Linked DNA regions of Homo sapiens: regions 2, 3 and 4 are each linked to region 1. The links are chromatin loops, found by intact Hi-C in ENCODE. Cell type or tissue: heart left ventricle. All regions are shown on one strand. Links, peaks and the distances in the headings refer to the core of each region. The heading gives the core; the rest is flanking DNA.

Region 1 (7,601 bases), core at 1,532-5,531:
GAGAACTAGAGATGCAGAAGTGAAAAGGAAAAGCTTTACTCACTCTCATCGAGCTTCCTTTATACTGAGAGGTCAGACAAGAGAGCGACAGACACTATGGTAGGAGTGAGTGCTACAGGGTGCTATGGAGGCTCAGAGAGGGCACTTAGTCTAGGGCTCGGAAGAGGCGTGCCACAAGTAGTGATGCCAAGCACAAGTTTTTCCTGGCAAAAGAATGGCAAAGCTGGTTCTACCACAACCACCAGCTACTCTTGAAATCAACTTTTTGGGATCTTCTACTAGCCTGCTGCATCATGTAGATATACCACCACCACCACCACATCTACCACCATCACCATCACCACTACCTCTACCACCACCACCACCTCTACTACCACCGCCACCACTGCCATCACCGCCACCACCACCACGATTACCAGCACCACCACCTCCACCACCATCACCACCACCTCTACCACCACCATCACCACTGCCACCACCACCATCACCACCAGCTCCACCACCACCACCAGGCCACCATCACCACCACCACCAGCACTACCATCATCACCATCACTACCACTGCCACCACCACCATCACCACTACCATCACCACTACCACCACAACTACCATGATCACCACTACCACCACCACCATCATCACCATTACCACCAGGACCATCACCACTGCCACCACCAATACCATCACCACTACCAACAACACCACCAGCACCATCACTATCACCACCACTACCACCATCACCACCTCCATTACCACCACAACCACCATGGTCACCACCACCACCATCATTATCACCATCACCACCAACACCATCACCACCACCAACACCACTACCACCACCATTGCCACCAACAACAACATCATCAACACCACCAACACCACCAACACCATCACCGCTACCACCACAACCACCAGGATCACCACTACCACCACCACCATCATCACCATCACCACCAGGACCATCACCACTACCACCATCAACACCATCACCACCACCACCATCAACACCATCACCACCACGACCAGCACCATCACTATCACCACCACTGCCACCATCACCACCTCCACTACCACCAAAACCACCACGATGACCACCACCACCATCATCACCATCACCACCAACACCATCACCATCACCATCACCAACACCAACACCAACACCAACACCACCACCACCACCATCACCACCACCACCATCACCACCTCTGCTACCAACACAACCACAATGATCGCCACCTCCACCACCATCATCGCCATCACCACCAACACCATCACTACCACTAACACCACCACCACCAACACTACCACCACCAACACTACCACCATCACCACCTCCACTACCACCCCAACAACCATGATCATCACCACCACCACCATCACCACCACCGCCACCACTGCCTCCACCACCATCACCACTACCACCAGTACCACCACCATCACCACTAACACCACAGCCTCCACCACCATCACCACCAACACCACCATCCCACCATTACCACCACCATCATCACCACCACCATCACCATCACCACCACCATCACCATCATCAACACCACTACCACCACCACCACCATCACCTCCCTTTCTGAGCTGTGCCCTGCTGAACTTCCAAATTTCTTGAGAATATCGTCCCCTGGGGAACCCTATGGCTATTTTTACTTCTTCCATGTGTGCCTTCCTCCCCACAACCACCAGTGTTCCACTCAAAGGGGCATAAACATCTATAAGGCATTCTGTATGTATGTGTTTATATAGTCTTTTTTTTTTTTTGACAGAGTCTTGTTCTGTCATTCAGTCTGGAGTGCAGTGGTGCAATCTTGGCTCACTGCAACCTCTGCTTCCCAGGTTCAAGCAATTCTTGTGCCTCAGCCTCCCAAATAGCTGAGACTCCAAGTGCCCGCCACCATATACGGCTAATTTTTTTGTGTTTTTAGTAGAGATGGGGTTTCCCCATGTTGGCCAGGCTGGTCTCAAGCTCCTGATCTCAAGTGATCCGCCTGCGTCAGCCTCCCAAAGTGCTGAGATTACAGATGTGAGCCACCAATCTGGCCTATATAGTCTTAAACATGCTCACAATATATATGTTTATGTATCTTTGTAAGCATATGCCTAATGCCTAAAATGGAATATGGATGTATACATGTTTGCACAAATACACATATGTGTGTATATACATAAGGCATATGCATACACGTGAAGAGACATATATATAATCTTCAAATTTTCAAGAAAACAAATTGTTAAATTGAGGGTACTACCTCAGAAACCAAACTTTATTAAATTTTCCCAAAAGCAGAAATAAAAGGCAGTCTATAGATTATTTTGCTATCAGAGACAACCAACAAGCCCAACAACTTTGGAAGTGCCTGGCTGATATGAAAGTTATTCTTTTTTCTTTTTCTTTTTAATTAAAAATTAATTAATTAATTAATTAATTAATTAATTAGAGACAGTGTTTCACTCTGTTGCCCAAGCTGCAGTGCAGTGGTGCAATCACAGCTCACTGTAGCTGCAAACTCATGGGTTCAAATGATCTTCATACCTCAGCCTCTCAAGTAGCGGGGACCACAGGCATGTGTCAATTTTTAAATTTTTTTGTAGAGGGGGAGTCTTGCTAGGTTGCCTAGGCTGGTCTCAAACTTCTGGCCTCAAGTGATCTCCCACCTTAGCTTCCCAAAGTGCCAGGATTACGGGCATGGCCACTGTGCTTGGCTTACCTTTTTTCTTTGAAGAAGATGTTTTTATTGGAATAGAGTTAGCAGTTTCTTCCCTCCTCTTAGTATCTAGAATAATGAGCCTAGTGCGGTGGCTCATGCCTGTAATCCTGGCTCTGGGATTGTTAGAATTTCTGATGCCCGTGAAAGTGACCCTTAGGGTTGAGAGAGAGGAGAAAAGCTTTCTCTTAGATTTTATTAATAACCAAGAGAATTATGATGATGATATTAATAATAGCAATAATTAATATATAATTAACACATAACACTCCCTATGTGCCAGGCACCATTCTAAGTGTTTTGACATTTGCTTTGTTTGTGCCTCAGTGTTTGAGATGTTATCTCGTTTATGTCTCATAAGTACTCTCTGAGGTAGGCTCTAATATGATCATCCCAACTTTACAGATGAGGAAGGTGAGGCACAGAGAGGTTTAATGACCTGCCAAAAGTTACAGAGCAGTTGCAGAAGCAGGATTCGAACCCCGGCAATCTGGCTCTAGATTGCCACATTACCCTTAGCAGTCCTGCTCTCACGCAAGGCCGCCCTGGAAGGACAGGAAGAAGAACCCTCTGAGCCGCGAGAAGGTGCTCCGAGAACCCTCAAGAGGACCCCGGCCCTGAACTAGAAGCTCCGCGTGCCTGGGCCTCCCTCTCCAGCAGGGGGCGCACACAGCCCGCATTTTCTGGACTCCTCTAACCACAGATACCTCGGCTTATTGAGAACTGGAACTCCTGACCTTTTGTGGGAAAGGCTCTGATCTCAAAACTTTCTCTAGCATTCTTGAAGTATTTACAGTGTACTAATCAAAGGAATGATCCGGTACATGGACATAACCAAGGGAATGATTCAGGACCGTTCTTGGAGGACCTACAATGTGTATCAATAAGCAGAAACCCAGGAAGCCTGTATAGGCCCCAAGCTTATAACAGCGCTGCCTGATTCCAGATGAACCACAAACACTCCAAGCCGGGGTTTTTCTCACCACACCCGAAGACATTCTATTAAAATAGCCCTGTTCGTGGGTGGCCTCCCATGCATGAGTCCTCTCACATGGTCTGCGTGCTGATGGGGCTGTGCTGAACTCACCGCATTGGCCTATGGAACACGTGCTGAGGTGTTTTCTCTCTAGTGACCTTTGTCACATCCTTTGCAAGAAATTAGCTCAGAGGAGCAATCCCTGAAGGCCAAACCTCAACCTGCACCAGAGGCAGACAGGAGACGAGGTTTGGTAGAATTTGTACCTCTCATGGTGGTGGGAGGAGGAGAATGGCTCTGTGAAGCGCTCCTTCCACCCTTTTAATGCTGTGCAATAAAGACTGAGTTAGGGGCTCAGGCCTGTAATCCCAGCATTTTGGGAAGTCAAAGTGGGTGGACTGCTTGAGCCCAGGAGTTCCACACCAGCCTGGGCTACATGGCAAAACCCTGTCACTACAAAAAATACAAAAATTAGCCAAGCACGGTGGCGTGTACCTGTAGTCTCAGCTACTCAGGAGGCTGAGGTGGGAGGATCCCTTGAGTCTGGGAGGTGGAGGCTGCCGTGAGCCGTGATTGTGCCACTGCACTCTAGCCTGGGTAAGATCCTGTCTCAAAATTTAAGAAAAAAAAAAAAAAGACTGAATGAGGGGGCTAACTTTGAATGGGGACCTCTCAGACTCAGAGCAGGAACAAAGTTGATTGCCCTGGGACTTTAAAAGTTTCTTCAAAATCCTATACATTTGTCAGCTGCTCTCAGGAGCCTTAGCAGGCTTCAGGGGTCTCTCATCCCCTCTGCTATGGTCTGAATGTTTGTGTTTCCCTAAAATCCATATGTTGAAATCCTACCCCCTAAGGTGATGGTACTGGGAGCTGGGTCTTTGGGAGGTGATTAGGTCATGAAGGCAGAGGCCTCCTGAATGGGAAGAGTGCCCTCATCAAAGATGCCCAAGAGAGACCTCCCACCCCTTCCACCTTGGGAGGACATGGTGAGAAGGCACCATCTATGAACTAGAGGGCAGAACCTCGCCAGATGCCAGCTCTGCCTGTGCCTTGATTTTGGAGTTCCAGCCTCTGGAACTGTCAGAAATGAATTTCTGTTGTTTATAAGACATCCAGTTGGCCGGGCCTGGTGGCTCACGCCTGTAATCCCAGCACTTTGGGAGGCTGAGGTGGGAGGATCACGAGGTCAGGAGATCGAGACCATCCTGGCTAACACTGTGAAACTCCATCTCTACTAAAAAAAAAAATACAAAAAATTAGCCGGGCGTGGTGGCGGGCACCTGTATTCCCAGCTACTCAGGAGGCTGAGGCAGGAGAATGGTGTGAACCCAGGAGGCGGAGCTTGCAGTGAGCCCGAGATCGCACCACTGCACTCCAGCCTGGGCGACAGAGCGAGACTCCGTCAAAAAAAAAAAAAAAAAAAAAAAAAAAAGACACCCAGTTTATGGTATTTTGTTATAGTAGCCAGAATGGACAAAGATACCTTCCAAAGTGGTGTCCTTTCTGTATATACTTTGGCATAAGACATCTGATTCAAAATTAAATGAGAGGGACCATAAAGGGAAATACTCCGTTGCCAGCTTGCAGGGGAGGGCCGTAAAAGATCGCTTGGGTTCAGACTCTGGTTCTGCCTCCTGGGGGCCGAGCAGCCCCTGGGGAAGCGATTTACTTTTCTCTGTACCATGGTTTTCTCACCTGAAAAATGAAAATAATAAAATCCATGCCATAGGGTTGTTGAGTGCATTCAACGAACCCATGCGTGTGGTCCTAAGTGCAGCACGTGGCCTACACAGGAAGCACTCACTGAATCTTAGCTGTTGTGATTTCACCTATTCATGCAGGCCAGGACTCTGAGGAAAAAAGGAGATCTCTTGCTATTGTCATCTTTATTGATACTGCCACACTTTTTTTCTGCTCTGGGTGGCGCTGGCAAACTTCCTGTCTTCCCCAGGAGAATTTGATACCCCTGCCCCCACCTCTCTCAAAGGCAAACACCCTCCTGCCAGGTAGCAACTGGATGCCATGCAGAAGTATTCTCTCCTGGAATCACGTTCCTGGGTATTTGTCCTCAGGACCAGCCAGCTTGGAGTTGAGGTCAGTTGAAGTTCAAGAGGGCATTTATTCTGAGTTTTACTGTTTATTGATTTGCAGTACTTACAAGCCAAAGTGTTTGTCCTCCTGGCCTTCAGGGCCAAGGCTAAGGCCACAACAATGCAGCCCTTCTTCAGTGGCCCTGTTACCTTCCGGGAGCAGGCAGGGTGTGGCAAGAACTTCTGGGTGGCAAGAGCTCCAGGGTGTCGTGAGAACTCTGGGTGTGGCTGCCCAGGGCAGGCCTTGGAGAAAGCAGTTAAGAAACAAGCAACAAGGCTTGGTACCCCAGATCTGAATGTTGGAGCCACCCGTGGTTCTGGCTCTGTTATGGAGTAGCTATGGGGACTCAAGTTCTCTGCCCCTCACTTTCCCCGGCTGTCCAGCACAATGGCAGCAGCAGTAACAGTAACAGTGTACTTTTACTGAGTACTTACTGTCCACACGTGGGACTTCGTAGCTCTCCCTTAACGGTTAAGACCAGCCACTGCATCTGCGATCTATACCCACTCTTACTAGCTTCGTGACCTTGGAGACACCGCTCCAGCCCTTGTTCCTCAACTTCTTAATCTGTAAGAAGTGGGGCAGTTAAGAGCGCCTTCCTCTTTGAATTGCAAGAGGATTAAATGAGAAAGCCCAGGAATAGTTCCCAGCCCAAGGTAGTAGTATGAGCAATACTATGATAAATTTCACATTCATGATCTCATGTCATTTTCATAGCAACAATGTGAAATAGGTTCTCTACAGGGGAGAGGCTCAGGGCACGCAGAAAGAAGCAAGCAAGGCTGAGATTTGACCCCAGGATTATATGGTTCTGAGTACCACAGTCTGGATCTGAAATCACTGGGCCTTACTGCCTTTCATTTGCCAACGTCACCTGAAGAAACACTTACTGAGCAGCTTACTAGGAGCCAACCCGTTGTGACCATATTGAATTGGTTGAAAGTTCCAATTGAATACAGTTCTTAAGCACTAATGGAGCTTCTTCTGACCAGGCACTGGGCTGGATCCTGGCTCTATTGCAGTGACAATGGGGAGTATGTAGGCCCACAAGAAGATCCCAGGCAAATCTGCAAACAAATAACAGCTCCTGTTAAGATCGAGCACCTTTGTAAGTCTCCATGATTCTCTCTGCTTGCAACTCCATTTGGAAAATTTCTTGAACTTCCTTATCTCCTTTGAGGGCCTTAAATAAAAACATCCACCTTCTTTTGCTTGAGATTCCCATTTCTAGATTGAAGTTTAAAATGAACTGTGGGCTGGGCGCGGTGGCTCACGCCTGTAATCCCAGCACTTTGGGAGGCTGAGGTGGGTAGATCACGAGGTCAGGAGATCGAGATCATCCTGGCTAACATGGTGAAACTCCGTCTCTACTAAAAATACAAAAAATTAGCCGGGCGTGGTGGCCGATTCCTGTAGTCCCAGCTACTCGGGAGGCTGAGGCAGGAGAATGGCGTGAACCTGGGAGGCGGAGCTTGCAGTGAGCTGAGATCGCGCCACTGCACTCCAGCCTGGGAGACAGAGCGAGACTTAGTCTCAAAAAAAAAAAAAAAAAAAAGAACTGTGAAGGCCAGGCATGGTGGCTCACGCCTTTAATCCCAGCACTTTGGAAGGCTGAGGCAGGCAAATCTTATGAGCTCACGAGTTGGAGACCAGCGTGGGTAACATGGCAAGACTCTGTCTCTACAAAAAATGCAAAAATTAGCTGGGTATGGTGGTGTGCACCTGTAGTCCCAGCTGCTCAGAAGGCTGAGGTGGGAGGATGGCTTGAGCCCGGGAGGCAGAGGTTGCAGTGAGTTGAGATTGTGCCACTGAACTCCAG
Region 2 (7,601 bases), core at 3,003-7,002, 670 kb after region 1:
TCTCAGGATCTCACAAAGCGGAGAGCTCCCTGAATGTGCCATCACTGTAACCCCAGAGCCCCCAGCTCCCCTCCAGGGGGGGCATGCATAGCTTTGCCACCTCCAGGAGATGTCTGCTCTTTCATTCAAATACATGGAGGCCTGGCGCAGTGGCACAACCTGTAATCCCAGCATGTTGGGAGTCTGAAGCAAGAGGATTGCTTTAATTCAAGAGTTCAAGACCAGCCTGGGCAACATGGTGAGACCCTGTCTCTACAAAAACTGTAAACATTTAGCAGGGCGTGGTGATGCGCACCTGTGGTCCCAGGCACTTAGGAGGCTGAGGCAGGGGACTGCTTGAGCCCAAGAGGTCGAGGCTGCAGTGAGCTATGATTGTGCTACTTACTGTACTCCAGCCTGGGTGACAGAGCAAGACCCTGTCACAAACAAACAAATAAATAAATATAAATAACATAAACCACTCAACTAGGAAGCCTCTAATTTTGCTAAAAAAAAAAAAAAAAAGTTGCTAATAATGCCCCAAATGTATGCTTTATTAGCAAGAGTTAACATTTAATTCTAGAGTACTTCCAACATAAGATACATTCCTTCACACTAACACAGCCCATTACTGTACAAGCACTAATTTAAGTGAGCAAACCTATCAAAACTCTTGATAATTTACTCGTAAAACTGTCAACGGTTCATTACTGTGATTAAGAGACTAGATTTAGAGCTAAATAGATTGATACGAATCCTGGCTATGTGAACCAAGAGCTGCAGGAGACATAACTGTGTCACTCAATCTTTCTGTCCTCATCTCTTAAAAGATGGGCAGTAAGTCCAGTTGTGGTGACCCACGCCTATAATCCCAGCACTTTGGGAGGCCGAGGTGGGCGGATCACCTGAGGTCAGGAGTTCGAGACCAGCCTGCCCAACATGGCGAAACCCTGTCTCTACTAAAAAAGATACAAAAAATTAGCTGGGTCTGGTGGCAGGCGCCTGTAATCCCAGCTACTAAGGAGGGTGAAGCATGAGAATAGCTTGAACCTGGGAGGTAGAGGTTGCAGTGAGCCAAGATCGTGCCACTGCACTCCAGCCTGGGGGATAGAGCAAGACTCTGTCTCAAAAAAAAAAAAAAAAAAAGGCGGTAATACCTATGGGGATCATCTAATTGTGTAAAAGTGAAAAACACAAAATGCTTAATACATGATAAAGATAATTACAATGGCTATTATTAATATCTGATGCGCTTCATTGCAAAGAAAATAGGCTTTGTTGCCTGTTTCATCCCCTGCCATAGAACTCATTTCTAATTTTCAATGTGCTGTTTATTAATCACTCAGGACTTTTTTGGAATTTTTATCAGAATAGGAGGTCCCCATGCTTATCAGCTGCTGCGGCTTGAGGGCTCCACCCAAGATAATTCATCTCCAGCATCAGACATTTGGGGGCGTAACCCAGTAACTGGTGGTTCTACAAGTCCTCCAGGGGATTCTGGGGCACAGTTTGCAAACAGCTGACAGAAATGTAGCTACGGGCTGGGTGGGTGCAGTGGCTCACACCTATAATCCCAGCACTTGGGGAGGCCAAGGCGGATTGGCCTCTTGAGGCCACTTGAGGTCAGGAGTTCGAGACCAGCCTGGTCAACATGGAAAAACTCCGTCTCTATTAAAAAATAAAAATAAAAAAATTAGCCAGGTGTGGTGGCAGTTGCCTGTAATCCCAGCTACTCCGGAGGCTGAGGCAGGAGAATCACTTGAACTCAGGAGGCGGAGGTTGCAGTGAGCAGAGATGGTGCCCCTGCACTCCAGCCTGGGTGACAGAGCAAGACTCCATCTCAAAGAAAAAAAAAAAAGAAATGTAGGCTGGGCATGGTGGCTCACGCCTGTAATCCCAGCACTTTTTGGGAGGCCGAGGCAGGTGAATCGCGAGGTCGGGAGATGAAGACCATCCTGGTCAACGTGGTGAAACCCCGTCTCTACTAAAAACACAAAAAATTAGCCGGGCATGGCAGCGCACGCCTGTAGTCCCAGCTACTTGGGAGGCTGAGGCAGGAGAATTCCTTGAACCTGGGAGGTGGAGGTGGCAGTGAGCGGAGATCGCACCACTGCACTCCAGCCTGGGCGACAGAGCAAGATTGTCTCAAAAAAAAAAAAAAAAAGAAATGTAGCTCTGTGTGAATGCTACCAACCTGTGGCCCTCTGGCTGCCTCCCAGCTGCAGGGTCCCTGATGGAGGCACCATGGAGACTTGGCTTCCCCCAGCCTTCCCACACACTCATGAGGGCAGTGCCAGAAACCAGGGCAGCCTCCGTTTCAGCCTAGGCAGAAGAAAGGCACATGGCAGCCTGCAGGAAAGCCTAGGGCCAGCAGGACCAAACCCTTCCCATCCCTGCTGGCTTAACCATCCCCGTGGGTAGAATCACAGGTAAGGCCCCCCTGGAGGAGGAGTTTCCACACCAGCTCACATTCAACACACAAAAACACATACATCAATGTTCACAGCGGTATTATCCGTAACAGCCAAAAGTGCAAACAATCCAAATGCCTCTCGACTGGTAAAGGATAAACCATATGTGATGTCTCTATACAACGGAATATTAATAAGTCATTAAAAAAGAATGGATTACTGGTATGTATTATGACATAATGAATTTTGAAAACATGTTAAATCAAAGAAGCCAGACACAAAAGACCACATATTATATGATTGCACTTAGATGAAGTGTTCAGAATAGGCAAATCTATAGAGACAGAAAGTAGATTAGGGGCTGTCTATGGTTAGAGGTGGACGGCAGTAGATTGGCAAGTGACAACTACAGGTTTTTTTCTAGGGGGACAAAAAATGTTTCAAAATTAGACTGCGGTGGGTCGGGCTCACGCCTGTAATCCCAACACTTTGGGAGGCTGAGGCAGAAGGATCACTTGAGGCCATGAGTTGTAGACCAGTCTGGCCAACATGGTGAAACCCCGTCTCTAGTAAACATATAAAAATTAGCCAGGCTTGGTGGGGCATGCCTGTAATCCCAGCTACTCAGGTCGCTGAGGCATGAGAATCACTTGAACCCAGGAGGCAGAGGTTGCAATGAGCCGAGATCGCACCACTGCACTCCAGCCTGGGCGACAGAGCAATACTCCGTCTCAAAAAATAAAAAATAAAAAAAATTAGACTGTGGTCATGGTCACACAACTCTGTGGATATACCAAAAAATAACCTCACAACATTGAATTGTACATTTTAAATGAACAAACTGTATAGGATGTGAATTATATCTCAATAAAGCTGTTTTTTAAACAAAACAAATCTATCCTTCTAAAAAAACTCCCTCCTCAGAGCTGATCCAACCCTTCCTTCCCTTGCAGGGCTGCCTGTTTACTGAAGCAGGCAATAGGGTACACAGAGGACCAGGGACCAGGATGAGGCAAATAGGCCCCCAGGGTGTAATCCTTAGGAGACACTCACTCTCAAGGTCCTGGAAGTTCAGGGTCCACACCTGCCAGGCCCTGAAAGTGAATGCCTCCTTACATTTTGCACCCTGGACACGTGCTGGCCTCACTCTAGTCCCAGCCCTGATTTTGAGGCTGCTCATGTTCATGTATGTCCACAAATTCTATCCACCTGGAAATATTTTCAAACTACTCGTCATTCACTTGCTTTAAACTCTTCAATGGCTCCCTGGTATAGGTTAAAATTCAAAGGTTAACAGATCAAGATCACTCACTTTGGACATTCTCCTGCAGGCACACAGGCACACACTCTAGAGTTAGACCAGCCCTAAGGAGGAATCTGCTGTCAGGTGCTGTAGCATCGTCATGGGTCAGCTGGTATCAGAACAGGAGGGCAGGGATTCAAATCCAGGCGATGTGACTCTAGCATCTCAGCATCCAAGCCCTCAGCCCTCTTCCCCTCAGCCCTCCTACCAAGCAGCACTGGCTCAGGTGCTATCTTGTGTCACCAATAACCTTAGCTCCAGCCCTCACACAGTGTTATGGACTGGCTGTTTAAACGCCGGAGGTTCACTAGGAAAAGCTCAGTCAGTGTTAACTCACAATTGTTAACAGGCACAAAAATAGCAAGTCGAGGTAAAATCTTGCCATTCACTGTGACTTCCTTGACTTTTGAAATGACAAGCCAAGAAGCACAATGGGGTGTGGGGGCGGCGCAGGGTGGGTGGGGTAGGGGGCGGATGGGGAGGTGATCAAGTATCTTTAACCATAGAAATCCATGAACAATCAGATTCTTGGCTTGCAATATTTTATCTTGAACCTGGTCTTTGTTCACCACAGAAAAGCAAAGTTATACAGAAAGTAAATTAAGAACAATCTTAAAAATCCACGTCTCTGCCAACTGAAGACAACTTTTTTCTTCCGTGTTTTGCCCATGCCCTAAAACCCTGTAGAAAAAGAAAAACATCTAGATTTCAGAAAGTAGCTCTCCATTCAAATAAGTTGCAAATGAGCAAGGAATATAAATATTATAGCAAGATCAAAAACAAAAACACGCAGGGAAAAAAAAAAAAACAAGCACACTTTTCCGGGATTGGAAAGAAACAAGGGCAATCAAGATGCGGGGAGCAACACTGCCACCAAGTGGTGACAGTTTCTCAAGTCACCCTCTGAGGTCCGAATTGAGGTCAACCCTCTCAACGTGGCAGCAATCAGAATCCTGAGGAGTCTAAAAAGAAAGAATTCAGGCCCAGACCCCATCCCCACACTCACTGACAGTGAGGGAGACAGCCAGGAAGGCATGTCTGGCCCATGTTTTAAAAAATCTCCCCAGGTGCTTTTGGTGCACAGATGTCACTATGCTTGTATTTTCCAGCAAAGTTTCACCTGCAGTTTATTCCACTTATCCACTAAAATTTCCTGCTGGTACGTAAATTATTGAAAACTATATATGACACATGTAAATCATGTTTCATGTAAAACATGTAAATCATGTTTCAAATCAGTTCCTAAGTTTTTCACAATAATATAAATTGGTCATCATAAAGATTCAGATTATATACTTCAGTTTAGGCATTACTGTTTATTACTGCTTACATCTCAATTGATATCTAATATCTAATCCACTAGACTTAATGTTACTATAAACTAGGCATATTGACATAGCTACATCCACAAGACAAAAAAAACTTTGAACTTAAGTTTCACTGGACTATTTCTTATACAATGGGTTTCAAATCAATAAATTATTCTTATCTATATTAGGCTTTTTTTTACAAGACATATAAAGTCTGAAAGCTTCTATTGTTGGTGAAATGCACAATATAATCTGAAATGCTTAAAGGAAAAGTATAAAACTAAATTTAATATTGTTCCCTAGCACATAGAGGTAAATAAAATGATTTTTCCCCGTTTCAAAGTTGGGAGTTGCCTTAAAAATTGTTTCTTAATAACAAAGGATTATCTTTTGCATAATACACCCAGAGAGAAAATTATGGAGATTATGTACTACCAGATATCTAGTCAGAAGTTGATTTTCAGCATTTTTTTTTTGTAGGCTTGACAATTAGGTTAGAGCCCACGGCTGAGAAAACAAACGCCCACACTGTGTCTCCTGTGCTCCATAAGAGATAAGGCCTTGCCTCCCTGGAAAACCAAAGGGCAGGAAAGACGCAAAGCACCATACATTTGGGTTCACCTGGCATATGGTCAAATCTTTCTTTAAACCTTACCATGTTTTTAATCACTGCATTTTCCCCATCACACTCACTCTTTGCTTCTTCAGACAGCACAACTCTTCTCAAAAAATATCCCTGATGACTCAGACTTATTTGAGACTTGAGAGACTCCTGGAGTCCATCACTAGAGACCCAGGGCAGCCTGACAGACAGGCCTAACCTAGGATGCATCAAAGATCTGGACTGGATTTCCCACGGTTGTTTATTCTAAGCCCTGCCTCCTCACAGTGGACCTGAAACATCAGCCTCACTGGGGAGCTTGTTAGAACTTCAGAACCCACCCGGACCTACTGCAACAGAGTCTGCCTTTTAACAAGATTTCCAGAAGACTCCAAGCACATCAAGTTTGTAAAACACCGCTCTAAACCATGATCTGAAGAAAGCCTCTTAATCAACAGGTGTATGAGGTCTTCATCTGACAGATGAGACTGCCTCTATCTGCTTTACCTTCAGTACAGGCCAACGATGGCGATCCACAGTGAGGTTCTGAAAAAGAGAGAAGGCTGTCACACAGACGTAAGCATCCTTACCCTTTACTCAGAGGAGCAAATATGTCTCTCTCATGAACAGACACTTCTCAAAAGAAGATATTCATACAGCCAACAAACATGAAAAAAAGCTCAACATCACTGATCATTAGAGAAATGCAAATCAAAACCACAAGGAGATACTGTCTCACACCAGTCAGAACGGTGATTATTAAAAAGTCAAGAAACAACAGATGCTGGTGAGGTTGCGGAGAAGTAAGAATGCTTTTACACTGTTGGTGAGAATGTAAATTAGTTCAAACATTGTAGAAGATGGTGTGGCAATTCCTCAAAGATCTAGAACTAGAAATACCATTTGACCCAGCAATCCCATTCCTGGGTACATAACCAAAGGAATATAAACCACTCTGTTACAAAGATACATGCATGCATATGTTCACTGCAGCACTATTCACAATAGCAAAGACATGGAATCAACCCAAATGCCCATCAATGATAGACTAGATAAAGAAAATGTGGTACATATACACCATGGACTACTATGCAGCCATAAAAATGAATGAGACCATGTCCTTTGCAGGGACATGGATGAAGCTGAAAGCCATTATCCTCAGCAAACTAACGCAGGAACAGAAAACCAAACACCACATGTTTTTGCTCATAGATGGGAGCTGAATCATGAGAACACATGGACATAGGAAAGGGAACAACAAACACTGGAGCCTGTTGGGGGGCGGCAGGGAGCAGGGAGAGCATTACGAAAAATAACCACATGCTGGACTTAATACCTAGGTGATGGGTTGATAGGTACAGCAAACCACCATGGCACACGTTTAACCATGTAACAAACCTGCACATCCTGCACATGTACCCTGGAACTAAAAATAAAAATTAAAAGAAAAATAAATCCAAATCTTAAACACACCCAACCTGCAGTAGCTTCGCTAACGCCACCCTCTGCCTAGTGTATAGTTACCAAGAATGAATGGTCCTTCCACATACTCAGCGTCACACAAGGCATTCACCCTAAGAACCCACAGCACCAAGAGAGAATGCACTTTCTATAGTTTCTGCGGCAGCCAGAAGTGACTGCCACACTTAAAGCATCACTAAAGCCATTTGCTTTACATTTAAACAGGCAGCTTTCAGGATTCTATTTCACGATCTATTTTTATTACAAAAACATTTGCCTTGCCAAGTCTCCAAGTAAAAATCGCTGATTTCCTATTTATCATACAATTTCCCTTCAATGTAGTACCTGCTGTGCACGTGACCTACTTAGTATTTGAGAAGCAGGGACCCTCTGAGGTTCAGGATTAAAACCAGCCCTCTTAGACTTTGCTAACTTAAGGCTGTAATTCTTACAAGAGACCAACTGGTCACTGTTGAATTTAAAAAGAAAAAAAAATAGTCTGGGATTTGGGAATATTTGTCCTGGAGCTACTAGAC
Region 3 (7,601 bases), core at 1,437-5,436, 550 kb after region 1:
TTTAAATGTTCCTCTTTGTAGTGTCAAAGGAGTCTTTCTCTTTAATCAATGAAAAACCTGAGGTCTCCCTGGCGAATAGTAAAGCCTTACAATTAAGAGCCCACAGGGAGCTGGATTGAACAGGAGAGATTCTGGGTGCAAAGAGAAGCTTCTCATGGATCCTAATCAGGCTCCCTGCTGGAGGAACCCAGAGATGCCCCATGGGTACCGGACAACAGTGGCCTGTGTGTCTCCCACTGGACACTAAGTCCCTTGAGGGGGAGGACTCTGCCCCTCCCATCTTACCACAGGGCCCTGTTTTCATGATTGTTTAACTGAATCCTCCTCCCTAACCCCCTCTTGGACCCAGAGATTGTGCTTCCTTGCCTGATTACTGTATAAGAGGCGGAAACAAACATCTTAATCAGACATTCATGGCACACAAGCCAGTTAAAAAGGGTCACACAAACCAGTTAAAAAGATGACAAATAGAAATTTAGTTAAGGTCGGTAAAAGGAAATGGGGTTTGAACCTAGAAATAAATTTTTCTTTTTTCTTTCTTTCTCTTTTATTTTCATTTTTATATTTTTGAGATGGGGTATTGCTGTCGCCGAGGCTGGAGTGCAGTAGTGTGATCATAGCTCACTGTAACTTTGACCACTCGGGCTCAAGTGTTCCTCCTGCCTCAGCCTCCCAAATAGCTGGGACCACAGGACACACCACCAAAACTGCCTAATTTTTTTATTTTTATTTTTTGTGGAGACAGGTCTCACTATGTTGTCCAGGCAGGTCTTGAATTCCTGGCCTCAAGTGACACTCCCACCTCGGCCTCCCAAACTGCTGAGATTACAAACATGAGCCACCATGCTCAGACTAAATTTTTCTTTTTGAGAATGTAAATAGAGTTGAGAAATTCTTTGGCTCTTTTGACCTATGGAAATAATTTTCTGATTGAAGAGCCTGAGACTCACCCATCTTCTTGTGTAATACTTTAGTGGATCTAGAGAGCTTTAGGTAAGTCCCTTTTAAAATAAATGCCAAAAAAAAAAAATTAGTATTTTCCATCCTGGCAGTTCTTTTCAAGTCCGCTCCTACTCCAAGGACTTTTCAGTGGATGGATTTGGAGGGGAAAAAACATACTGCAACCTGAAATTGATTGATCGGTCCCAGGCCAGTTGCATTTTCTAGCTGTCTGGCGGGCTTCCTGCCAAATCAACCGCTTGTCCACTAGTTCCCTAAAAATGCCTTTGTTCAAAAAGTTGCAAACACCTAGTGCCATTTTAAGGTGAGCCCTAGCTCCCCTACTGGCTGCATGAATCTCTGCTGTTGAGAGGAAATTTGACATCATTCTTCCATTCTGAAGTCCCGGATTTGAATCCCAGCTTCTTCCGTTATGCAGGTTATTTGGCTAAGACTTGGTTTCCTCATCTCTAAATGGGGATAATAGAAGCGATGTCGGTGTTTTCACAACCTCTTGCGAGGATTAAATGGGAGAGTGAATGCAAATATCCTGATCTATATAGCAGGTGCTCAATAAAAGAGCATCCACCCCAATTGTCTGACCTGCAGCTCAGCTGAGGCTATGAACCTCTTCCCTCGTCCATATGAAAAGTCCAGACGGGGATAGAATCTGTGTCTTCAATTCCCTCTGCCCTGACCCCTTTGTAGTCGCTCTGAGCTTAGGCTCCTGTGCTATAATTTCTGATCGGGGCGCCAGTGCTGACAGTGGATTAAAAGGTCAGAAGACTGGCCCTTTTCATCTCAAGGAATCAAATAAATGAGAATCCGCATGCTGGATTTTAATTCTAACCAGTAAACATCTGTTGATCAAAGACCCATGTCAGTCCTATGCTGGAGACCGAGAATAATGAAATGAGTAAGATTTGGCCCCTTCCTCCCAGCCTGTCTACATCTGGATGTGCAGTCATTCTACTGAAGATAGTTCTAGATACAAGAACTAACTCAGCAATTTCCCGGTACTAATTTAACTGAAATTCACAAGTGTTGTTCAAATACAAGTTTGGGACTTTGAGGGGATGTATTTATTGGCTCCAAAGAAAGCCCATGGTAAATATCTTTCCACACATCCATTTTCCAAGGAAATCATAATGATTCTGTGTCCGGAATTGGTGGGTTCTTGGTCTCACTAACTTCAAGAATGAAGCCGTGGACCCTCGCGGTGAGTGTTAACAGTTCTTAAAGGTGGTGCGTCTGGAGTTTGTTCCTTCTGATGTTCGAACGTGTTCAGAGTTTCTTCCTTCTGGTGGATTCATGGTCTCGCTGGCTTCAGGAGTGAAGCTGCAGACCTTCCCCGTGAGTGTTACAGCTCTTAAGGCGGCCTGGAGTTGTTCGTTCCTCCTGGTGGGTTCGTGGTTTCACAGGCCTCAGGAGTGAAGCTGCCAACTTTCGCAGTGAGTGCTACATCTCATAAAAGCAGTGGAGACCCAAGAGTGAGCAGCAGCAAGATTTATGAAAAGACTGAAAAAACAAACCTCCCACACTGCTGAAGTGGACCCCAACGCGTTGCTGCTGCGCCCAGGGCGCCTGCTTTTATTCCCTTATCTGGCCCCACCCACATCCTGCTGATTGGTCCATTTTACAGAGAGCCGATTGGTCTGTTTTACAGAGAGCTGACTGGTCCGTTTTGACAGGGTGCTGCTGGGTGCGTTTACAATCCCTGAGCTAGACACAAAAGTTCTCCAAGTCCCCACTAGATTAGCTAGACACAGAGCACTGACTGGTGCATTTACAAACCTTGAGCTAGACACAGAGTGCTGACTGGTGTATTTACAATCCTTTAGCTAGACATAAAGGTCCTCCAAGTCCCCACTATACTCAGGAGCCCAGCTGGCTTCACCTAGTGCATCCCGAACCAGGCGGCAGGTGGAGCTGCCCGCCAGTCCCGCAGCGCCAGCCTGCACTCCTCAGCCCTTGGGAGGTCGATGGGATCGAGCGCCGCAGAGCAGGGGGCGGAGCTCATTGGGGAGGCTCAGGCCGCGCAGGACCCCACGGCGGGGGATGGGGGGAGGCTCAGGCATGGCGGGCTGCAGGTCCCCGAGCCCTGCCCCACGGAAAGGCAGCTGAGGCCCAGCGAGAATTCGAGCACCAGCACGGGCTGGTCTGCACTGCTGGGGGACCCGGCGCACCCTCCACAGCTGCTGGCCCTGGTGCTAAGCCCCTCACTGCCCGGGACGGGCTGCTGAGTGCGGGGCCCTCCGAGCCCATGCCCACCGGGAACTCATGCTGGCCCGTGAACACGGCGTGCAGCCCTGGTTCCCGCCCGCGCCTCTCCCTCCACACCTCCCCACAAGCAGAGGGAGCCGGCTCTGGCCTGTGCCGGCCCAGAGAGGGGCTCCCACAGTGTAGCAGCGGGCTGAAGGGCTCAACGGCGGCCAGAGTGGGCACCAAGGCCGAGGAGGTGCTTAGAGCGAGCAAGGGCTGCCAGCATGTTGTCACCTCTCAATTCTATATGTTATTATATTATTTTGGGTCATTTTAATTTTAATAAAAATATTTACGTATGAAGGAAAAACACATTATTGTTTCTTGACTTTTCTTTTTTCTTTTTCTTTTTTTTTTTTTTTTTTTGAGACAGAGTCTTGCTCTGTCACCCAGGCTGGAATACAGTGGCGCAATCTCAGCTCACTGTAAGCTCCGTCTCCTGGGTTCAAGCCATTCTCCTGCCTCAGCCTCCTGAGTAGCTGGGATTACAAGCGTGTGCCACCATGCCTGGCTAATTTTTTTGCATTTTAGTAGAGACGGAGTTTCACCATGTTGGTCAGGCTGGTTTTGAATTCCTGACTTGATGATCCGCCCACCTCGGCCTCCCAAAGTGCGGGGATTACAGGCGTGAGCGACTGCACCCGGCCTGTTTCTTGCCTCTTAATCCATAAACTTCATTGACCTTAATTTGTAACAATATAAACTAGAAGTGACTTTTTTTAGTTACTAAATAAAGCCAACTATATTTTCATTGAAATAATTTGACAAAATCGTTTTTAAGTCCTGGAGAAGAAACTGTTCTCTAATTGACTAATTAAAACCCACTTAAACTAATAAAGTAGATCCTCTATGGACCTTCTGTACTAGAGAAAACTTTATTAGTCCGAGTTGAGCTACAGGATAAACTTAGAGGTAATAAACTGCATTGGGGGAAAGAAATCAAACATGCTATAAGTGGGAACTTCCACTTATCTACGCTGATCCCTCAACTGATGCCAGGAACTGTATTCACGAAGAAGACTCTAAACTTTTGAACTGTAGCTATCTTCTCCAGTTGAGAAAACCAGATTTCCTCCCTGGATGGCTAGTGATGTTTTTCACTGGGGAAGATAGCATTTGCCTTCTGCTCCTTCTTGCAGCCAAGGTCAAACTGATCTTGTCTGATGCATCCTCTCTTGTCCAACTGCATCCCATTGAAAACTGAGACCATTTTGGCCAGCTAGCTTTTCCTAGGCCAGCAAAGGGAGCTCAGTGCAGAACAGAGAATGACACTGTCAGACCATCCTCCCAAATGAGCTCTCCCTGGGGAATCCCGGAAGTGCAGTGGACACAAGAATGGACCATAATCTTGGTCCTAGTGCCCACAAGTAAGAACATGCTACTTAGAGAGTCACATATATGAGCTATGTGTGTATGGATCTGCAAAGGTGCAGCCATGAATATCTCCCTATATTTTCAAGAAAGAAGCCTCAATTGAGGCCAAAAAAGATTTTCTTAGACCCTAGAGGTCTCTATGGAACATTGCTTTAATTAGATTGGAATGGTTTGTACTTAAGCTGTCAAATGGATAGATGATAGGCCAATGATAAATTGATTGATTGATTTAGAAGTCAGACAGATCTAAGTTTATACCAATTCCTGGCTGAAGGAGAGCTGCTAAGGTACTAAGTTTCCTTAAATCTTAGTTTGTCTGTAAAATGGGTTTGCTTACTTCTCCAGGTGGTTTTGAGACATGAAGGAACCTGTGTCTGTAAAGTGCTTATTAAAGTGACTGACATAAAGTAAGCCTCAACAAACAGGAACTATTATCAACTCATTGTTATTGAAGGATAGTTAATTTGGGGCATCTTTGTGAGTTCAGGAGTTCAGAACAGTAAGGAGACAGACTGGACTCATGGAAAGGTTCCAATACACATCCTTGTAAATTGATACTTTCCACAACAATGCATAGTTTAAGTGGGATCAGTCACCTGGTGGTCAGATGTGTACAAGTCACAGAGGGTGAGACAGTTCTGCTCAGGAGCCCGGGAACCCAGCCTGATTTCCTGTTTCAAAAATCACACCTGTGAAACTCTATCCAGGTGGGAAACTCTTCTGGTCCAGTCTCCTCGAGCCATGGTTCATTATCAAGTTATTTCTCTGGGTCACCCTGAGGTCATCTCCTTAATTAATGCAACAGCCAAGGGAGGCCAGGCCCAGGAATTTAGCTGGACAGGCTTTGCCTAAAAGTCCATAATAACACCTCATCTTTGTTGAACACTTACTATGTGCCAGGCACCGTGCAAACAGCCTTATGTGCATTCGTTTATTTAATCCTCTAATGGCCGTCTGGAGGAGCAGCTACAATCATCCCCATTTAAAGATGCAGAATCTCAGGCTTGTCAAAGCCCAGTCATTCATCCAAGATCACAGCTAGGAAGTGGTGGAACCAACATTCCAGGTCTTTCTGACTCAAGTGCCTGAGCTGTTACCAGGATATACTTCACAGAAAATCATTAATCCCACATTTCTCTCCCATGTCACATGTGTTTATATTGCATCTGAGAACAAAAGGCGGTTTAAAATTCTCCCTTTTCTCACCTGCTGAAGAGCAGCACAGCCTGTGGCCGGCCACTAATCAGGCCCTACCTTGCTCCAAGTTTTCCAGAACACTCCTCAAATACTCTTTATATCCCATCATTGTTTACCCCAATTCCTGCTCAGGATTTTTTTCAGCCTTTCCAAAAAGAAGCACAATTTAACAATTAGTTTAAATCACTCTTAGCTAAGAATCCTCTTTTCAGGGGCACGTGGTTGGAGCAAGAGTGCCACCTGGTGGAAAATTTGGGTCACTGCCAACACACATTTCTTGGGCAAAGGTGGTTAGGCTGGACCTGAGCAGGGCTCCCACTGCCTGGAAAATTTCCTGGAGAGCTACAAGAACTAACTCAGCAATGCCCAGGTACCAGTTTTACTGCAATTCACAAGTGTTGTTCAAATACAAGTTTGGGACTTTGAGGGGATGCATTTCTTGGCTCCAAAGAAAGCCCAGAATGGGGATTAGGATTAAGTGAGGCAGAGTCTCGCAAGTACAGGAGTGCATCCTGTCTTTACTTAAAATTTTAATGCTTTATTTATTATGATTTTTTTTTGCATTTTGATTTTTTTTAACTGCATTAAAATATTATTTTTCTTGATTACTGAGTTTTGGGTACCCGCTCGCATTTCGTACCCACGACAAAGGTCTCACTTGCCTCCCCCTAGTACTAGCCCTGCCAAAGCCCTCTGAAAAAGGATTTCGCTTCCTTTCAAAGCTCTGGCAATAAGAAATTGACCCCTGGCTCCTGTCAATTTCCCACACATCTGTCTCCACTCTTCCCCATCTGAGAATGGTCTTGGTCCACTTCTGTCATCACCGCACCCCTTCCTGCTCTAGTTGATACACCAACCCCAGTCGAAAGAAAGTACACAAACCAGCATATACACTCGAGTATAACAAGTGAATAAATGGCAAAAAAAAAAAAAAAAATGTGCCAAACAAACCTCATCGCAGGTTACTGCTCCTTTGGCAGGCAACTAACAAACCAAGCTATAAAGCTGCTTCTGCTTTTCCCAGATCCAGGACCACCAAGCCACAGGAAATCAGGGCAAAGGGCACTTGTCAACACTCTGCCCTCACCCAAACTTGGCCATAGCCCACGAAAGGTCAGCCTAGTAACATTTCTTCCTCAACAATGTCCAAACTTAATGCCAACATCAGGCCAGGTCGCCATAAAGCTCTATATCTGGGCTGGGTTATTCCAGTCCCCTGGTTCACAGCCTAAGCCTGGTGGAAGGTCTTTACCTGTAATGCATGAGTGGGCATTGGGGGTTGCGAACATGGTTCTGGAAACCTCTGAAATTTTACGCAAATTATGTGCTTATTATTTTCCTCCCATTTTCGAAGGAGGCTTTGACTCTATAAAGGGTAAGAATCACAACAGTCTTAATAAAGTCTTCAGCCTTTATCAAAGGTCTATGCGAGAAATAGCAACAAGAAATACCTTCCTCTGCGTAGCCTGGTAAAAACAAGCATCAGTGGCCTGCTCTGTAGTATATAAACAGTGTTGGGCCATCCCAATGCAAAGACCCAAGCGTTTCTTAGTGTAAAGAAAAAGGGAGACTTTTTCTCTCTTGATAAACTGGAATCTCACCTGGATATAGAACAGGATAATCCAATATAGAACAGGATAATCCATGTTTCCTTCTCTGCCTTTTGCTGCCTCCTTAAACTCTTTTTCAGCCTTACCATGGCTCTCAGGTAAAGTTCTTTTCTGCAAGCTCTAGACTTTCCTCTGAAATATGCTTTCACCATCTGGGCATCCTTACTCTTCCTGCAAGACCTGGCCCTCGTGTCAGCCTTCTCAACACTACCAGGCAGG
Region 4 (7,601 bases), core at 793-4,792, 680 kb after region 1:
CATCGTGCATCCTAAGGATGGGGAACAGACAGTGGCAGAGGACAAAGATGCCTGATTTGTCCTCTCAGACAGAAATCAGTTGCCATTCAAGCTCCAGTCCCACTGCTAACTATTAGGGAGGCGGTCAGGATGGAAGGGGGCGGAGGAGATTGACTGAAGGCAAGTACGTACATTAAAATGCCCAGAAACATGTTTTCCATTCAGTGTTGGTGTCTGGCCAACAGGGAGACATGCAGGTACACTGAGAGTCCACGCCCAACACAGATGCCTATAGGGAGCTTCCTGTGGGAAGAGGGAAGCACAGGCAGGACCACCTCCAGAGGGTCCCGCAGCGTCCTGCATCTCTGGCTGCAGCCCAGTGCTGTGCACAGTTCAGAGAATGAGCTTTGGAGCTCAGACCCGCGAGCTCAGGTCCTGCCTCTGGCTCCCACTAACTCCCTGGTTTGGGGAAAGTGATTTAAGCCACTCCCAGCCTCCACTCACCCACCTGTAAAATGGGCTTCATAAAAATGTCGATGTTCTTAAGATTGTCTAATTAAAGGAAATAATTCATGTAAAGCACTTAGCAGAGTATAAAAAGAGCATAATATGTGGCTATTATTATATTAATTCTTCCTTAATAATCCTTTTATTCTCGTTTTTCTTTTGCATACACAGAACACTTAAACAATGTTATTCAGAAATTCAGGCGGCTTGGTTCTGAGAAGAGATAAGAAATAATATGTGCCTATAGAGACAGAGGAGGCATGAGGAGGGAGTTGAGAAATCACTAATCACTAAGTTTGCAAGAATCTGAGCCACTGACTTGCCTGCCTTTAGCAGCCATCAAGCCTGCAGGAGCTGCCGGAGATGGGTGACAAAGATGAACCTGTGAACATGTGTTACAGGGAGAGAGCTGCTATGGGAGAGTCAGGATACAAGGGAAGGGGAGGGAGGGAGCCATGGGGATACTGACGAAGAGCATTCCAGGCAGAGGGAATAGCCTGTGCCAGGGCTCGGGTGGGGCATGAGGGTGAGTTCATGGCTGGCATGGCACAAGCCAGAGGGGCTAGTGGGAACCTGCATCAGAGGAAAGGTGGACATGGATGGTGATCTCTGCCTAGCGCTGACAGGGGTCTCTAGACATCTTCCTGCAGGAGATTGGGTGGTGGGGCACAGGAGGGAGAGGAGCTGACTTGTTTGGGGTCTGATGAATCAGGGGTGATTACGGCCTAGGAACAGGAGGAGCAGCATCTATGCCAGGCCCTGTTCTGTTTGGTACTTTTAGCCATTACTTAAAGGCACAAAGGCCATGTTTGTCCACTTGACAGGCAAATATATACAACTTACTGGTCACCAGACTCAAGACTCAAAACAATCGCAAAAGGACTGCTCAAAACTGATGAATACTTTATAGGTACAAACTATGCGAGGGAAAAAAACTTCTCAAGTATAGACATGACTCCCCCACCCCGCGAGACAAGGTCTCACTCTGTTGCCCAGGCTGGAGTGCAGGGGTGTGATCACAGCTCACTGTAAACTCAAACTCCTGGGCTCAAGTAATCCTCCTGCCTCAGTCTCCCAAGTAGCTAGGACTACAGCTTCACAACACCACGCTCAGCTAATTTTTATTTTTTTGTAGAGACAGGGTCTCACTATGTTGCCAAGGGTGGCCTCGAACTCCTGGCCTCCAGGGATCCTCCTGCCTTGGCCTCCCAAAGCACTGAGCTTACAGGCATGGTCAACTGTGCCAAGCCAGGAAACCAGTCCAAATTTAAATAATGGTTCATATCCCAAAGGACAAGATAGAATAAGAGCCAAGAATGTTTGAGTTAATCACTTAAAGCAGAAACAGATTATGAAGATCAATCTGCATTAACAGAGCAGTGGCAGGTCAACGGAAGGAGCAACACACTGCCAGAGCCAGAGGCCAAGTGAACACCAAGTTCAACTCAGGACTCCAGGAGGGGCAGAGGCTCTTCGGAGGACAGGACTCGGACCAGGGGTTCCCAAACAGTGACGAGGGCAATTCCCCTGGAGAAGAGAGCTAAAGGAGGCAGCAGCTTCCATGGTCCTCTGTCATCTGAAGGGCAGGAAACAGATGCAAACACATTTCCGTGTGGCTTCAGAGACCAGAGAAGAAGCCAGGAATCAGAGGACAGGGAGGCAGGATGCGGCTCAGTCTGTGAATGCTCGTTTGAAAACTTGGAACTGTTCTATGATGGAGCAAGCAGTCATCTGTGGCCCCTAACGCATCCTGGCCACTGCACAAAGCATTTCCGAGCAGAAATTTCCAAGCGACCATGCCCTGTGAGGTATGGCCACCGCAACACCGAGGCACTCTTTATTAAACACCGAAACTTGGGTTCTGGCACCCCTTTCAGACATGAATCAGCTTCGTTCCTCCTCCAGGGCCTCCCTCTGGTGGCTCTGGTTCCCACTGCTCCACTCCACACCCTCTAACAGGGTGCTACAGGACCTGGGAGGAAGAGCCCTTCTTTGCGGTAAGCAGACCTCTCCACGGGGCAGGGGAAGAGAGATGTGGCCATCTGGCTCACACTGGCAGGAAGAGAAATCAAACCCTGGCTAGGCTCAGCAGCTCCACCGAGGGGCCACCCACGGCAGGAATACTTTATAGGTACAAACTACTTGAGGGAAAAAAGGTGCTGGTGAGTGGCAGCTCCATGGTGCCCCCACATAGAAAGGCTGGGGCAAAAGAAGCAAGGGGCCAGGCTCACCCGAAGGACTTCCACAGCATGGGAGGTGACATTACCCTGGAAACATTCGCATCACTGATTTTCTTTCCAGTACTATGAATTTTGAATGCTTTAAAAAAAATGTATCAGTAATGATATCATGCTGCCTTGTCTCTATCAGTGTGGCAACAGGCATAATTAATCCCAGGTTATAGGTGGTAACTTTAGACAGTTTATTCTAGTTCACAGCTCCTAAGGGGAAAAGCTGGGATTTGAAAGCAGACTCCGAAGCCCACGCTTTGGTTACAGCGGGTAGCTCGTCAGACATGAGGACGGCAGGAGAGGGCCCTTTCCAGATATGCACCAGCAATGTCAGGCGACCATCAGGTGTTGGTCAGGCAGTTGTCAACTGTTTCTCTAAAGTGATCGTTGGTCACAGCGGGCACCAAGGAAGGGCGGGCTCCCAGTAGATAGAAAACACCTAAAACTGGGGAGCTGCAGCTTCCCAATAAGATCTCGGGAGCTGGGCGAGTGGGCTCAAGCATGCGCATTAAGAGGCAACATGGCGGAATTTACCTGGTGCATGACGTTCCTCTAGGAATGCTAGACTGGACAGGGAAGAACGCCTCAAGTGAGCACGCCTACAACTCCAGTAAACACCCTGCGCACGCTCCCCCACAACCCCCGTGTGCTAGCACGCCAATGCACATGCGGACAGCCCACCCCAAGGGAAGAATCAGAGAAGAAGGAACGCAAGACCCCGGAAGTATGGCAGCATATAAAACCCCAGGTCAAAAGGCCAAATCTCACACTTCATCTCTCAAGTTGCCCGCCTAACCACCTTCAAAGTGTACTTGACGTCCTTTCATTCCTGCTCTGAAGTTTTTAATAAACTTTCACTGCTGCTCTAAAACTTGCCTCAGTCTCTCCTTTTGCCTTATGTCCTAGGAGGCAAGAAGTGAGGTTGCCGCAGACCTGTCTGGATTCACCGCTGGTTAACACTGTGACCACTCTAAACATCAGAGCTCTGCTCCTGTTTATGGAGAGGTTACCCTAAATTAGCTTTAAATTCCTTCCCTAAGAAATGGAGGGTAACCTCTAAATTCCCTCCCTAGTTACCTTTGTGATTGCCTCAGACCTGCCAATACTGAAGAGGACGGCGCTCTGCTTTCTTACCAATATGATGGGGCTCCCAGGGTCCTCTGTCAGCGTGCTCTCTTTGAGGTTTCATTTCAGGTACCGGCCTTACCTTCATATCTGCTGGAAGAATCGCACGCCTTCTGCGGGGTGGCTACTCGGAGGAATATCTGCTGCCTCCAGGAATGCCTCCGGGTCTTCACAGGAGTCCCACCAGAATCACCAAGATGGTTTGCTTTGGATTCAAAGTCCCTAAAATTATAAGATGATTGATTTATGACTAGTGGGGAGGAATTCACGGGATTTTGTTAGCTTAACATTTTTTTAAACAAATCACTAAATTATCAACTATCTTTGTATAAACAAATAATCAATCACAGAAGTTATATCAAGCTCACAGTGGGTCATCATTCCTAAAGAACTGCTTTCTTACAGAATTCTTTTCATGAAAAGAGAAAGATTACATGCCCTTAAGTGATTTCGATTGTAACAGAGATTAAGAAACATGTTCCACATATCATAGTTCCAATTGGGCCTCTCTTGGTGCCACTTTGATAAAGAGAAACTGCCTAAAGGGGGAAAGGGGGTGATGCCAAGGGGCCCCATTCTGCCCTCTTCTGTGCATGGGAATATCTGCTCAGCACAGGCCCATGTCTCCAAGGATTCCCACAAAAAATGAAAAAACTTGCAATTTAATTACACAGAACCAGCAAGGCAATAACTATGCAGTCACTTGATGATGATAATTGTTTTAACGTGTGTATTTTTTAAACTACAAAATACAGTTATCAATATATAAACACAATCATAAATGTTTTCTCCTATTCACAGGACAACCTGAGAAGGCCCTTCCAATTTATACCCAAGTTATGTACCTGTAAGTAAGCAATCCCCTCAACTTACAGATTAGACGTCCTGAACAGATCAGACATCCTGATTTGAAACAGACATATGCTCACTAACCAGAAACACTGGTCTCAGAGACTTGGCAAAGACTTTTCTTAAGATAACACTTAAACTAATCCTCGTCAAAACTAGAGAACAGGTTGGTTGCACATTTTTAAAAATGGCATTCAGTAAGAAAAAAGTATAAGAAAGAAGATACAACAGATTTAGCTGAAATGATTTTTTAAATGGCAAAATAGTAATTAAAACACCCTTGTATATCTAATGATATTCAACACTTAGTAACACCCAGGCTTGATATATCTAAATTAAGCCCTACCTTTTTGTGTTCATAAAATCAGAGGTGTTATTTTCATCTACAGGAGCCAGAAATTTTAGAAAATTTGGCACAGAGGAAGAAGAATGAAGTTTTTTCCGCAGGGCATTACGGTAGGAGATGCTAAGAGTTTGGTTGAAAAAAGAGTTTAGGATAAAGAAACATAAAAACACAAAGTATAAAATATAAGCTTCAAAATAAAAGAAACATTTTTGTTCTAATGCTAAGAAAAGAAAACTAGGTAAGAAATTAAAAGTAGTTCACGAATGAGATTTAATTTTCATTTTCACCAATAAAATTTGATTTTAAATGAATGGGATCAATAATTTTTTAAAAAAGAAAATCCATCCATTTTCCAAATAACTCTTCCTTTCAAACTGGGAAAAATAATTCCCCTAAATCAATCAGGAAGTTTCTGATATGGCACAAATTGCAGTGTACATGATCAAACACAGATGTTATCCTGTGTGTGTGTGTGTGTGTGTGTGTGTGTGTGTGTGCGCGCGCGCGCGCGCGTGTGTGTGTATATACGCATGCATGTAAGTGTCCACTAGGGCAAGGAAATGTGAAAATAAGTATAAAAAAACAATTTGCAGCAGGGTGCAGTGGCTCACACCTGTAATCCCAGCACTTTGGGAGACTGAGGCAGGCGGATCACTTGAGGTTAGGAGTTCAAGAACAACCTGGTCAACATGGTGAAACCCCATCTCTACAAAAAAAAATAAAAATATTAGCCGGGCATGGTGGCGTGTGCCTGTAGTCCCAGCTACTCGGGAGGCTGAGGCAGGAGAACTGCTTGAACCCACAAGGCAGAAGCTGCAGTGAGCCGAGATCACGCCACTGCACTCCAGCCTGGGGAACAGAGTGAGACCCTGTCTCAAAAAAAAAAAAAACAAACACAAACACAAACCAATCTGCCATTAAGATCTGTTTTCATAATAATCTTAAGAAAAGTCATCAATAGTAAAATTAACTTGGTTCAAATGACAGCTGAAAATAAGACAAAATATAAACAAAGACACACACGCGCGCGCACACACACACACACACACACACACACAGTGGCTCTGCTTCCTGCATGGACATTCCCCCCATTCAGCACATCCTCATCAGTGTGAACTCCCCAGGAAAACAGACAACACCAAACTTGCCACGTGAGTGTGCTCACCTCTTTGGCACAGCATTCCCACTTTGTTCTCCACTGGAATTATGTTTTAGGTACTTAAAAAAGTTTGGCGAGGAGGCGGAGGGGTTAAGACGAGGTGGAGGAGCAGGAGCTGAAGACTGACCTGGGCGGTGCTTAGACTCACCCACAGGTGAAGGATCCACACTAAACAGCAATCAGAGAAAGCACGGGGGGGTTAGCAGGAGAGGGGGCGCCGACAGGGACACGGAGCAAACAGGTGGAAGGAGCACACCGCTTTTGTCTCGTTGTTCCAGTAACACTATCAGAGTGGAGGACTTCTTCCACTCCTTTTCCTCATCTCTGCTCGCTCTCTGGCAAAGGTAGTTTTCAGTGAAAAACAGAGTATATTGACGGCCGTTCTTGACCATTTCCCACGTGTTTATGCTCCCAACAATACTTTTTTTTTTTAATAGGTCTCACTCTATCACCCAGGCTGGAGTGCGGTAGCACGATCACAGCTGACTGTGACCTTGAACTCTTGGCCTCAAGCAACCTCCCACCTCAGTCTCCCAAAGCTCTGGGATTACAGGAGTGAGCCACTTCGCCCAGGAACAATAATATTTCTTTCTCTATTTTCTTTTTCAGGAACTGGCAGGAAAAAAAATTTTTAATTAAAGTATAAACAAAAGCAAAAAAAAACTGAACTTTAAAAAATACATTTCCCTTTAAAATGAACAATATCCTGCCCTGAATTTCAATGTCTTATTTCCTGTAGATAAATCGGAAAAGAGCTCACAAGGGGGAAAGAAAGCAGAATGGGCCATGCTAGAGAGGCAGACAGACAGGCATCTCCTCATCCCTCCCATTACGGATGTGTGACATCATCTATTATAAAGCTACATTCTTCATGGAGAAAGGAAAAGTACTGATACTAAGTCCTATCAACTCTGGCTTTTGAGAAACAGCAGACTTCACAAGAGAACTAGGACTCTCCAGACAGGAATGTTTCAATGATCACTGAAAACGCCAACAACAGAGGAGTGGGCAGGCAGTGGTGAGGCAGCACAGAAGTAATGTGCAGACAGGGTGTTAAACACAAGAAACTTACACAGCTACAACCCAACGATGTGTGTCTCTAAAAGCGTGTATTTATTAAGCAGTACCTTCTGACATGTCCCCTGCTTTTGGGATCACCACTACCCCGCTGAATTCCAAAGAACCAAGAACTCTTTCCAATGGCTGACAGAAAACAAAGCTGGGAGGCTCTGCTCCATCATCCAGGACTGTTAATGCTCACACTTCTTTACTCAGAACATTCCAAACACTTCTGTACTAACTCACACTCTCAATGATCCGTGTATGAACTACACGAACACATAGGTCCTGGGACTTCTGCGGCTGCTGGTCAGAAGAAGGCAGCGACTGTACACAGGTGTGACCT

What was found. Hi-C counts contacts between places; a loop is a spot of excess contacts. Peaks named below come from ENCODE experiments on the same cell type or tissue, not always from the same donor. Only the 100,000 strongest peaks of a DNase experiment are listed, where the experiment ranks them.
Region 2: a loop joins it to region 1, with 7 times the contacts of the local background. A loop is called at or near these places in 87 of 110 quality-filtered maps.
Region 3: it touches region 1 in a loop (15-fold over the local background); 100 of 110 quality-filtered maps call a loop at or near these places.
Region 4: it touches region 1 in a loop (4-fold over the local background); 84 of 110 quality-filtered maps call a loop at or near these places.

What each region holds. Positions count from the first base shown.
Region 1 is chr4:38,727,086-38,734,686 of GRCh38, reverse strand. No RefSeq gene overlaps it. Among named protein-coding and RNA genes, the nearest start is that of TLR10, 52 kb to the left of the region's middle. RefSeq lists an enhancer at 3,472-3,841. In heart left ventricle, for the core only: a CTCF peak has its summit at 3,358 (motif pointing right); a DNase peak (open chromatin) is centred at 3,366.
Region 2 is chr4:38,059,169-38,066,769 of GRCh38, reverse strand. All of the region lies in intron 14 of TBC1D1 (TBC1 domain family member 1), which reads right to left. Among named protein-coding and RNA genes, the nearest start is that of PTTG2, 100 kb to the right of the region's middle. In heart left ventricle, for the core only: CTCF peaks have their summits at 4,372 and 4,573 (motif pointing left); a DNase peak (open chromatin) is centred at 4,559; H3K4me3 peaks cover 835 bases; H3K27ac peaks cover 1,453 bases.
Region 3 is chr4:38,178,249-38,185,849 of GRCh38, reverse strand. No RefSeq gene overlaps it. Among named protein-coding and RNA genes, the nearest start is that of LINC02513, 180 kb to the left of the region's middle. RefSeq lists enhancers at 5,757-5,816, 6,117-6,286. In heart left ventricle, for the core only: no CTCF peak of the experiment used is centred there; DNase peaks (open chromatin) are centred at 2,962 and 3,228.
Region 4 is chr4:38,050,662-38,058,262 of GRCh38, reverse strand. TBC1D1 (TBC1 domain family member 1) reads right to left here. Exons shown (of 22, transcript NM_001396959.1): 12 at 6,203-6,364; 13 at 5,038-5,157; 14 at 3,925-4,064. It overlaps LOC124900692, which reads left to right and starts at 2,114. Exons shown (of 2, transcript XM_047416508.1): 1 at 2,114-2,483; 2 at 3,274-3,588. The coding sequence starts at 2,297. The coding sequence ends at 3,512. RefSeq lists enhancers at 514-683, 2,746-3,945, 7,322-7,601. In heart left ventricle, for the core only: a CTCF peak has its summit at 2,523; no DNase peak of the experiment used is centred there; H3K4me3 peaks cover 302 bases; H3K27ac peaks cover 1,604 bases.